Regions from separate parts of the Homo sapiens genome. Here region 1 is linked to region 2. A link is an interaction called in ENCODE POLR2A ChIA-PET data of the cell type or tissue named here. Cell type or tissue: MCF 10A. All regions are shown on one strand. Links, peaks and the distances in the headings refer to the core of each region. The heading gives the core; the rest is flanking DNA.

Region 1 (5,255 bases), core at 1-5,000, 86 kb before region 2:
TACTTTCAATCTTAAAGATTAAATGTATTCAGCATGCAGTGCTAATGATCTTTGTCTTCTAGGTTTTATAGAATTAGCCAAAAAATGCTGTGAAAATGAGTTTTTTATTTCACCTGGTAGGCAGAAGGAAACTATCTTTTCATTTTTATCAAGATAAATTGTACTTCTTGAAGTTAAAATATGCAGTATGGAAAATAGGATTAGGTTCTTTTCACTGTTAGACTACCTCACTCGGTTTGCTTTCATCTTCTGCAATAATTGTGAATCCTTTCCTGACTCTAAATGTTAATAAATAGGTAATACTAGAAGATGCTTTAGAGTTAACCTCTTCCAATATTTCCTGCTAAATCAAGGTAAATTTATACCCATATTCAAAACTTTGGCTACCAAAGGATTGCTCTTATTTTTCACATAATGTAAGTTTTTGTTTGTTTTCTCTTTTTTCTTTTTTTTTTCTTTTGAGACAAGGTCTTGCTCTGTCACCCAGGCTGGAGTGCGGTGGAGTTGCTCACTGCAGCCTCAACCTCCTGGGCTCAAGTGATCCTCCTGCCTCAGCTTCCCAAGTAGCTGGGACTACAGGCGCATACCACCATGCCCATCTAAGTTTTGTATTTTTTGTAGGGGTTTTGCCATGTTGCCCAGGCTTGTCTCAAATTCCTGGGCTTAAGTGATCTGCCTGCCTTGGCCTCTCAAAGTGCTGGCATTAAGGTGTGAGTCACTGTGCCCAGCCACACGTAAAATTTTAAAACACGTGCATGGCTGTGGACACTCCTGCCAGAGCTGTGGTCTAGCTCCTGGGAAGTAACATCCAACCTTCCACCCCTCACCCCTTCCATTGGTGTCCTTAAAGTCCTGCACAGTTTGTAGCCAGGGTACTGGCATTGATTGCTTACCTTGGACTCATCCTAGGTTGTCTTTTCTGACTTGTTCCTATCTTGGCTGGATTTAGGATAAGAGGAGGGGAGAAGAAGTGTTGGGAGGCAGCAGGATAGGGCCTGGGCATTGCTTAAACTGGGAGTAAGGGACATTCCTTTCTTCTACTTGTACATTTTGTGTAATTGGAAGATTTGGAGATCTTTTGTCTCCAAATGAATCACTCCCACATCTGGTGGGCCCATGAGAAAAAGAAATGTTGGATCTAGCTTCATTCCCATTGTGGGGAAGGAAGTGGAATCACAGAAAGGCAGGAGGATTATACATGCTCCTGCTTGTGGACCAACCATATGAATAGAGAAGGTGAGGAATCCTTTGGTGTTCACAATGGGCAGGAGTCAAGGAGGCAGAGGATATACATAATAGGATATATAGAAAGAGAATCTCATACTGTGCCTCCCCAGTGGTCGGCCAACCACTTACCTTTAGTTCTCTCTGGCCAAGTGTCTTGTCCACTGTGGACCTATCATTCTTGTGATAGTCCGACCCCTGGCCTTCACCCCACTCAGAGGTCCTGGGCATCTGTGATGAGGTTGCCTCATTCCTAAGACCTGGAAACTACCCTTGAGCTTTGGTCTGTGGAGGTTGAGCTTTTGTCCTTGTGCTCACTTAGAGGTGTGGGAATGGGTTCGTTGAAATGTTTCTCCTTGTTTTTCCTGCAATAACTGAATGGGGCAGAGTGAGGAGGAAGAGGAGAAACAATACCGTTTTCATTGGATTGGATTTGTGTTTCAGCTCTCAATTTGTTGAGGAATTTAATGCATATATTTTATACCTATATAATTTAATCATTGATAATTTAGTATTTTATTGGTTTATGAAATAGTATAATTTAGGAAATACTGATCTTGATCAGCACTCTTCATTTTAAAGGTGAATTATCTTGCTTGCTATTGTAAATGAAAATAGTTTTAAAAGCAGTAATGTTAGAACCCTATAAATCCAACTTCTTACTATGTGACCTTGGGAGAGCTACATCATCCCTGAGCATCATTTTTCTCATCTTTAACTTGTGCATAATATCTGTCTTAGATGCTTATTGTTGGAAATCACCCTGTTTACTCATATAGTGGGTGCTCAGTAAAATTGTTTTATAATTATTACCTTTTGGTAAGAGCACCACAAATGGAAATATAAAGAGGTATGGTTGTATATTTCCCTCTTAAAAACTCTTCACTAGTTTTTGTAGTACATATAAAAGTACAGGTGCCCAGTTTGGAGTCTTTCTGTTAGTCTTATTTCTAAATAGGAAAATAATTTCCTTGCAGTCAGAAATTAATCCATATCTCATAATGTGGAGCACAAAATTAGGGACTTAAATGTTAGTGAATTGATTGAAAAGGCAAGATGTCTAGGAAATTTCAATAGGTGGCTGCTTTTAGCTACTACGGTTTTTTTTTTTAATTTGAAGGATGCATGCTTATATGTATTAATAATGTATTTTTGCAAAAATTAAAAAAAAAACCCTCTTCTTTTAATTAGGAGAGAGAAGCTCTTCAGAAACAGCTGGATGAAGCAAATCGAGAAGCACAAAAATATCGACAGCAGCTCCTAAAGAAAGAACAGGAAGCAGAGGCCTACAGACAGAAGTTGGAAGCTATGACTCGTCTTCAGACTAATAAAGAAGCTGTTTAATTGAAATGAACATGTAGTTTGATTTTACTTTTGGTCAAGAAAGAATACAATCTTGAACTGTACACAACAAAGGTACAGCCATGGGAATACAGAATGATAGAAGAGACTACAGATGGATAATTGGACTTAAGCCATGAGCTCTGAGTTCTTGTAACATAAAACTTTACTTTAGAAGTTGTGAAATGTATTTAAAACTGAATTCTGTAAATAGTTTTTTTTTTTTTACAGTTCCAAATGAGTTGATAAAGATTGTTGAAGAGATCCAAAACCAGAATAAGCCACTGTTTTTGTGAATTCTTTTTGATTTTAGTACAAACCTTAATTTCTCAGAAACGGAACAGTTTTAAGGGTGATCGTTGTTGGTTAGGCCAAATGTTGTGTAATAATTATGGTGGACTGATGCTGGAATTACTCCTGTAGGTATAAACCTCTGTATGAAGAGAAGATTTCTCCCAGGAAATCTTTGTACAGCTTTAAGTTGTGTCAGATTCTCTGAAAACATTTTTTAGAAAGCAAAATTTTTATATTTGTTCAATTTCAGCTATACCCAAGTAGATTTACATGTATATGAAGCAAATATTTTTAAAAATTTCTGTTTGTACATATTCTGCATGTTTTATAATTTCAAAATGCATCACTTACATAGGTATTTCTCCCACAGAAATGATGAAAGTGACCAGAAAAAAACAAAAACAAAACCCCTTTACTCTGTAGGTCATTGAAACGAAGTAAGCTGGCAGCTGGTTTTATTGGAATGACAGTGTTCTCGGAAGGAGCAGCCTACAAGATAACTTGAATTTGCCAATTCTGCAAAATCTGTGCTTTTTTGAAAATTTAAGAGTGGGGACGTGAAACTGTATTCTGTGCCTTCCATCATGATTTCCACATGAAAGCACTTTAAGGCACTGATTTTAAGATAATGTTTTTGGAAAACCCAATGCATATGGGTTTCTGAAATATTTTATGGACTTATTTCTCCCCAGGAAATGATTCTTACGGAAAAAAATTGCTTTTGTATGTAGAACAGGAACTTTTTGTATTACAGTGATGCAATAGACATGTCTAATGTAACTTCTACTTTTCCTTTTGAAAGCTCAGTGTCTGTGCTATGACTTGCTCTCATCACAATATTGTTGAATTCCACAATGTATGGACATTAAACACTGGCAGACTGTTCACTTTTTCTTTTTTTTTTTTGGTAAAATATTACTTCAAACCCCTTTTTCTTGCTTTATTTTTCAGTGTTTTATTGCTTTATGAACTGTTTAACCCTGAAATCCCTCTAGGTTATCTATACTGTATAAAAAAGCAATTACCCTTAAAACTGTACTCTGGCCTACTTTTCTATTTTGCAATTAAATATCTTTTTCACATATGTTCATTGTAGACTTATGTTTTTATCACATCTTATTAACACATTAAAAATGTTATCCTACTGCATATTTGAGCCACCATATGAAAATATTTTATACTCTCCACAACATGACTTTAAAATTCCTGAGGTAACTCTTGAGAATTTGTTAACTCTTTCACTGGAATTACCAGTATATTTGTTAATGTAATAAAGGGGTCTATGGTCTGTCAGCCTGATGGTTACTATTGGAAGCACTTAAAAAAGAGTTTAGGGCAAATTGAAGAACTCTGTAAGGAAGAGGAAAAAGATCTTTTTCAATTTTCCACTAAATTTGACATATTTTAAGTGATCCAAAAACTAGTTTTTAAAAATGCCAGGCCATATTTTCAATAGCATGAAGTGACTTTTTCTGCAGTCCTGAAAAGTCAATAGAGAATGTTGTTTCTGGTTACTTCGGTACATTAATTTGTCATGTTAGGCAGGGTGCTGGTACCACAGCCAGGTACCCTGACATGTGGTGCTGGAGCAGAGAAGGGCCAGTGTCTTCACCCCAGAGGGCAATCACTGTAGAGTTTTGCTTTCAGACCAGGCTGGCCCTGAAAAGACTCAAGACAGTGTTGGGAACAAGTTTGTGAAAGCTAACTTAATGTCGTCTTTGACTTCCAGTCTCCTCTCCTGCTGGAGACTTTACCTGGTGCAAGAAATAATTTTGATTCCTAATAACAACAGCTGGCATAGATGGGAGAAAATAATTGGTGCTTAAAAGGAGTAAGTCTATGATAGCATCAGGTACTCAGGTATCTGTGGAGGAAGCTCACCTTTTTCAGAGTCATTGTTACATAACATAATTTCTCAATCATTTACATCTGATTTACTGTTCTGTAAAATCACTACTTAGACAAGAATTTGTAATTAAAACTTAAAATGGGTGTCTTCTTCCCTTCACTTATTTCATGCTGTTTTCAGGTGGGCTGTAAAAGCTTTGCATTCTAGTCATTCTCAATAGTGCTCTGAACAGAGGATTTAAAGAACTGACAAAAATAAAAGTATATGAAATAAAAGTTTTCAGAAATCCACATAATTGTTTCCACTACATAGTGATGGATTTGTAGTTAGCAGTCATCTGGTTGCCACATCACTGGTTAATTGTTTCCACATATGTGTGAACAAACACCTGGAGCAACCTTTCTCAACCAGGGTTCTGCAAGACAAGCCATTTAGTGTTATGGTGTAATGAATTATTTTCTTTCCTGTGCACCTAGAATCGTTCTTGTTACGTACTATCCAGACACTGAGTTCGTTAGGCATCTTGACTGCCCAATTACTTTATTCA
Region 2 (5,505 bases), core at 332-5,331:
CACCACACCTGGCTAATTTGTTTGTTTTTGTTTTTTTTTTTTTTTTCATATTTTTAGTAGAGACGGGGTTTCACTGTGTTAGCCAGGATGGTCTCGATCTCCTGACCTCGTGATCCGCCCGCCTCTGCCTCCCAAAGTGCTGGGATTACAGGCATCAGCTACAGCACCTGGCCCACCACTGTCAATTTTTTAAAAGCTGTTTCTTCTGGCAATTACCTTTCCATCACCAAAAAATATGCATTTCCTGCTAGTTCTTGGCCTATCAATTTTGATCCCTACTTCCATTTCACCCTGTTCATTTCTGACAGTTATTATCTTCCCTTTACATTGTCTAGGGTAATAGCATTTATATTTATTCTGATACCATTATTCTGTCTTCCCAGCTTTATGGATTTGCTCTAGAAGCTGAAAACCAATAATCAGAATCAACATAAATGTGACTATGAAAATATTCACCACGGAGCCAAGTAAAGTACTATAATTGTACTTACTTTCTTGAACAGTTCTTTTTTTTTCTTTTGCCCCAAGAATCTTTATTCCCCTCCTTTACATTTTTTAAAAAATTTTGTCTGGTTGCTCTCTAATCCTTCAGCACTCCAGAAAGGTTACCATAAATATGACTGTTGTAGAAACGGGAGTGGTAGCATCCACTCCTGTGCCACTGCCTTGGCTCATGTCCTCATTATTTCCTACCTAGATTATTGCTATAGCCTCCTGACCAATGTCCTGCCCTTGAGTCTCTTCCTGCTTCTAATTTATCAGCTTCACTCTCATCCAATTTCTTGTTGCCACCCTGTTTAAGATCCTTCAGGGCTGTTCATTCCTTGTGATAGAATCCACTCTCCTTATTCGGGAGGACCGGAGGTGCCTCCCGGTCCCACTCCTGCGTGCTTTCTGTGTCATCTCCTACTCTCTACCTCTTGCCCTCTTTCCTCTAACCACATTGATCTATGGAAAATCCCTGAAGGTACCTGTATGCTCACGTCTCATTACTTTTGCCCAGGTTGTTTCATGGTCTCTCACCCCCTGGTCACCTGGAAAACTCCTGCTTATCCTTCAAGACTCAGTGTAGGTAGCACTTCTTTTCTGTTATCTTCCCTCCCTCTGCAAAGTTAGCTGCTCCCTTCTACAGCTCCCATAGGAGCCCGTATTTACAATTATCAGGGCGCTTATACACAGTATGATAGGGTTCAATTTTTTAATTTTTCTTTAGAGACAGGGTCCTGCTCTGTCTCCCAGGCTGGAGTGCAGTGGCGTGATCATGGCTTACTGCAGCGTCAACCTCCTGGGCTCAAGTGATTTTCCCATTTCAGCCTCTCAAGTAACTGGGACTACAGGAGTACCATGCCCAGCTAACTTTTTGTAGAGATGATGTCCCGCTACGTTGCCCAGGCTGATCTGAAACTTGTGAGCTCAAGTGATCCTCCCACCTCAGCCTTTCAAAATGCTGGGATTACAGGTGTGAGCCACCATGCCTGGTGGATGTGGTTTAATTCATTTTCTCCTCTATTAGACAGGGAGATCTTTGAAATTAAGATAATAATCAAATCATCTTTGTACCCCCAGAACTACTAGATAAGTGCTCAATAAATGTTTATAATTGAAAAAATTTTGCACAAAATATGATATTAGTGTGGAAGACACAGAGGAATAAGGTAAAGCTGCTTAAAGGATTCAGATCTGGCAGTTGATAAACCTTTAATGAAACATAATGTAAGATGAAATAATTTCTGAGATACAAGTATGCCTTGCTTACAAGTAAGGGCCCACAGAGGCAAATTTTAAAACAACAACTCCTACTGCTAAAGAATTGTGAAATCTCCTTTCTTTCCTCCTGTCATGAGACTCAGGGTCCATAGTCAAACAATCCGTTCATAAGTTACCTGGATCCATTCTCATTCCCTCCCTCCCAACATTTATTCAACATCTATTTAAAGAGTGTTCCCTGTGTGCCAGGCAGGTCTCTACATGCTGGATATGACAGTGAGCAAAACGCTCTCCCTGTTTTCATAGAGCCCAGGTCTAATAGAGGAGAAACAAACAAACAAAAATCAAAATAAATTGCCACAGGTGTCACAACAGGGGAAGGAGAAGGTATTTGGGGAGCAGGTGGTGGGGGGCAGAAAGACGACCTAGAAGAAGTGCCCTGTAAACTGAGACCTGAAAGATGAGCAGACGGTGGAGATGAAGATCAGCTGGGACTGACTAAGCCTGAGTCTGGGCAGTGGAACGGCTTATGCAAAGGCCCAGAGCCAACGCAGCCTGGGGCCTGAGTAACTAAAAGAGGTTAAAGCTGACTGGAATGTAGAGTTGGAGGGGAATAAGGTTGGGAGAAGAGGTAGGGAGACCAGCTGTTAGATGATGCTTGTCTACACTGTGTAGGCAGCAGTGTGGGTAGAGAGAAGTGAATGTACTTAAGAGATATCTGGTAGGTAGAGTAGATAGGACTTAGCAACAGTCTTTTTTTTTTCTTATTTTTCACCTCCAAGTAATCATCTTAATGAGGGGAAAATGGTAGGTCAAAAGGGACTTTAAGTTTTTCTGTACTTCTTCTTCTTTTTTTTTTTTTTAAGAAAAATGTACTTACAGCTAGCCTGGGCAACATGGCAAAACACCTCTACAAAAAAATACACACACAAAGAAATATTAGCCGGATGTGGTGGCGCACACCTGTAGTCCCAGCTACTCTGGAGGCTGAGGTGGGAGGATCACCTGAGCCTGGGAGGTCAAGGCTGCAGTGAGCCATGATTATGCCACTGCACTCCAGCCTGGGCAACAGAGTGGGACCCTGTCTCAAAAAAAAAATTTAAAAAAAAAGAAAAATGTACTCAGGTATTAGCATGAAAAATTAATAATAAAAGGAAATGTAATTAAGCTGGTGTCATGCTTGATCACAGTCCAAGCAACTTCACCTCATGTGTACTTCATTCATGTTCCCAGCTGGCCCTCTGCAGGCATGTAGTTTGTGATTCCTGACCTTTTATGCAAGTCATCTAATCTGAAGGGAGGGCCATTGCCCCTGCCCTACACCATCTCCTTCCATCTCCTCTAGGCTGTTGGTGTAGATTTGTTATTTGGGCAGACTTGAGTTTCCAGCGGCTTGCCAACCATATCTGGACACACTATGGAAGCCTTTCTTCCCTTAAAGATGTAGAAAGAAAAAAGAAATTTGAAAGGAAATTCTGGATGTGAATCTACCTGTCAACTATCTAGTTGATATTTAATGTCTTTTATTTTCTTGAGTCTTTTGTAGATATGTTTGGGCCTACATATTTTCTTTTTTCTTTTTTTTTTTTTTGAGATGGAGTCTCACTCTGTCATCCAGGCTGGAGTGCAATGGCGTGATCTCAACTCACTGCAATCTCTGCCTCCTGGGTTCAAGCGGCTCTCCTGCCTCAGCCTCCCGAGTAGCTGGGATTACAGGCGGCTGTCACCATGCCCGGCTAATGTTTGTATTTTTAGTAGAGATGGGGTTTCACCAATTTGGCCAGGCTGGTCTTGAACTCCCAACCTCAAGTGATCCGCCCACCTTGGCCTCCCAAAGTGTTGGGATTACAGGCATGAGCCACTGCCTGGTTGGCCTACATATTTTCTAATGCAAGCATAAAATATCTATCTACCTTTTATAATTTTTATTGTAAAGTCTGCTCATCTATCAATCAGAACATGTAAGCTCCTATAATTCTATTTGTCAAGGTTGGGTTCTCTGAGACTCCGAGATGTGCATGCAGGAGTGCTCTTGGGAATGGGACCTGTGAGGCTGCAAGGGAAGCAGACTGGATAGAGGGAGACATTGAACTGTAATGCAGTCACAACAGAAGTCTCCCTCAGCAGATCCTCTAATCCTAAGGGGACTCTGGACCTGGGATGCCCTTCAGAGTTACCTCCTAAATTAAGGGAGGTAGGCTGTGCCTTCACACCTGCCCATTGACCAGTCCAATGGACTCAGGCTGGGGTGGTGGTGCTTAACCTTGGGCAAAGTGTCTCTCTTCAACCAAGGAGAAGTCCTGGGAGAGGTCTCAGCTGAGAGCTCCCAGCAGCTGAAGAGTGAGTCCGTCAGTCCTAAAGCAGGGATCTGGGTGGCACATCAGAGCATGCACCCACCTCTCTCTTTACTAATAACAAACATTTAAAATTTTCATTTGCATAGAACTGTTGGTATAGTTTTACATACATCACTTCACATAATTTTCATAACAACTCTGTGATATAGATACCAGTAATCTTATTTCTACAAATGAGAAGAGGCTCACCAAGTCAGTGTATGGAGGGTCACATGCAAAATGAAAAGAATCATTCTGGGCTTCTGAGGTTCCCACCTCCTTGTATGAGCCATTCAGATTAAGTTCTAGCAAAGTGCCTTATTTCTTGGAAGAGGCTGGCTGCTTGGCCTTCTGCTCAGTGCTTGTTCAATCATGTGGATCTGCATTTAATGAGTAACATGGATGATCTTTTCTTGAAGAGCAAAACCTCAAGCTTTATTAAAAGTTTGAGTATGAGAAACAGTGGTCACAGAAAGTTGCCTGAAGGGTGTAGAGCAGCTCCATCAGTCGGTTCTTCATCAGTCTAGTTTTAAGTTGTAGACTGAAATAAACCCACAGAGAAAGAGCACACACTTGGGTGTTGAAAAATCAAGTGATTACAACACTACTCCCCCATCCCCTTTAAAGTCTGTTCAAAGAAAATTTTAAAAAATTAAGGTAGCATATTAAGTCTGCCCCTGCCTTTTTTTTTTTTTTTAAGGAAAAAGGAAGAATTTTCTGAATAAACAAGTCCATTGCTAGAAGGCAGAGAGATTGGGTAGGTGGTGAGCTGAATCAATCTTCATTACTAAGGTGTCAGGTGCTCAGGCTAAACCTGCAGCTTTCCAATAGGAAAACATTCAGTCTAGTAGCTTGTTCTGCTACTAGACTGCCTCAGTGAATGAGTAACTGACTGGATTAAACAAAACACCCCAGAAATATTTACCAAGAAGGTAAGGTCCAAAAGGAAGGTAGTGAAAGGAAATGTACTCTGATCATGAAATGGTTGGTTGATGAGCAAGTCAAGCTTGAAGATTTATCTCTTTTCTTCATTCAGAAAAGCAACTGAAATGCAAACTGGTGCTATTAATAACATAGTCCTTGAAGACAACCTAAAAATAGTTCCTAAAATGCCATTTGTAACTGTAATTTTGCATCTCAATCATTGGCAGTTTGGAATGACAGTATTTTGTACAGCAAGATGATGCACATTATAATACTATATATAGAGAGAGAGACATGCATGTGCTCCTCCTTCTTCCCCACACAAATCACCCGGAGGTCATAAAAATGTTTAAGTTCCACCAGGAGTAAGCAAAAATTTAACAAGGAAATACATACTCATTTTACATTTAGGTAATTAAGTAGTAATCTCCTTGATGTTAATTTTTATTTCTCCAAGTTAAAGTTCTTGCTTATATGAACTCTTGCTTTCTAAATAGCCCTGGAATCAAAGGTAATTCCTTATCATGAGTTACCAGGT

The links. Peaks named below come from ENCODE experiments on the same cell type or tissue, not always from the same donor. Only the 100,000 strongest peaks of a DNase experiment are listed, where the experiment ranks them.
Region 1: POLR2A ChIA-PET joins it to region 2 with 8 read pairs; 6 of 35 experiments call an interaction of 5 or more read pairs at or near these places.

Annotation. Positions count from the first base shown.
Region 1 is chr15:50,275,945-50,281,199 of GRCh38, reverse strand. It overlaps GABPB1 (GA binding protein transcription factor subunit beta 1), which reads left to right. Exons shown (of 9, transcript NM_016654.5): 9 at 2,416-5,255. The coding sequence ends at 2,568. Among named protein-coding and RNA genes, the nearest start is that of HDC, 13 kb to the right of the region's middle. In MCF 10A, for the core only: no CTCF peak of the experiment used is centred there; no DNase peak of the experiment used is centred there.
Region 2 is chr15:50,189,853-50,195,357 of GRCh38, reverse strand. All of the region lies in intron 1 of SLC27A2 (solute carrier family 27 member 2), which reads right to left. Among named protein-coding and RNA genes, the nearest start is that of SLC27A2, 10 kb to the right of the region's middle. In MCF 10A, for the core only: no CTCF peak of the experiment used is centred there; DNase peaks (open chromatin) are centred at 1,937 and 2,237.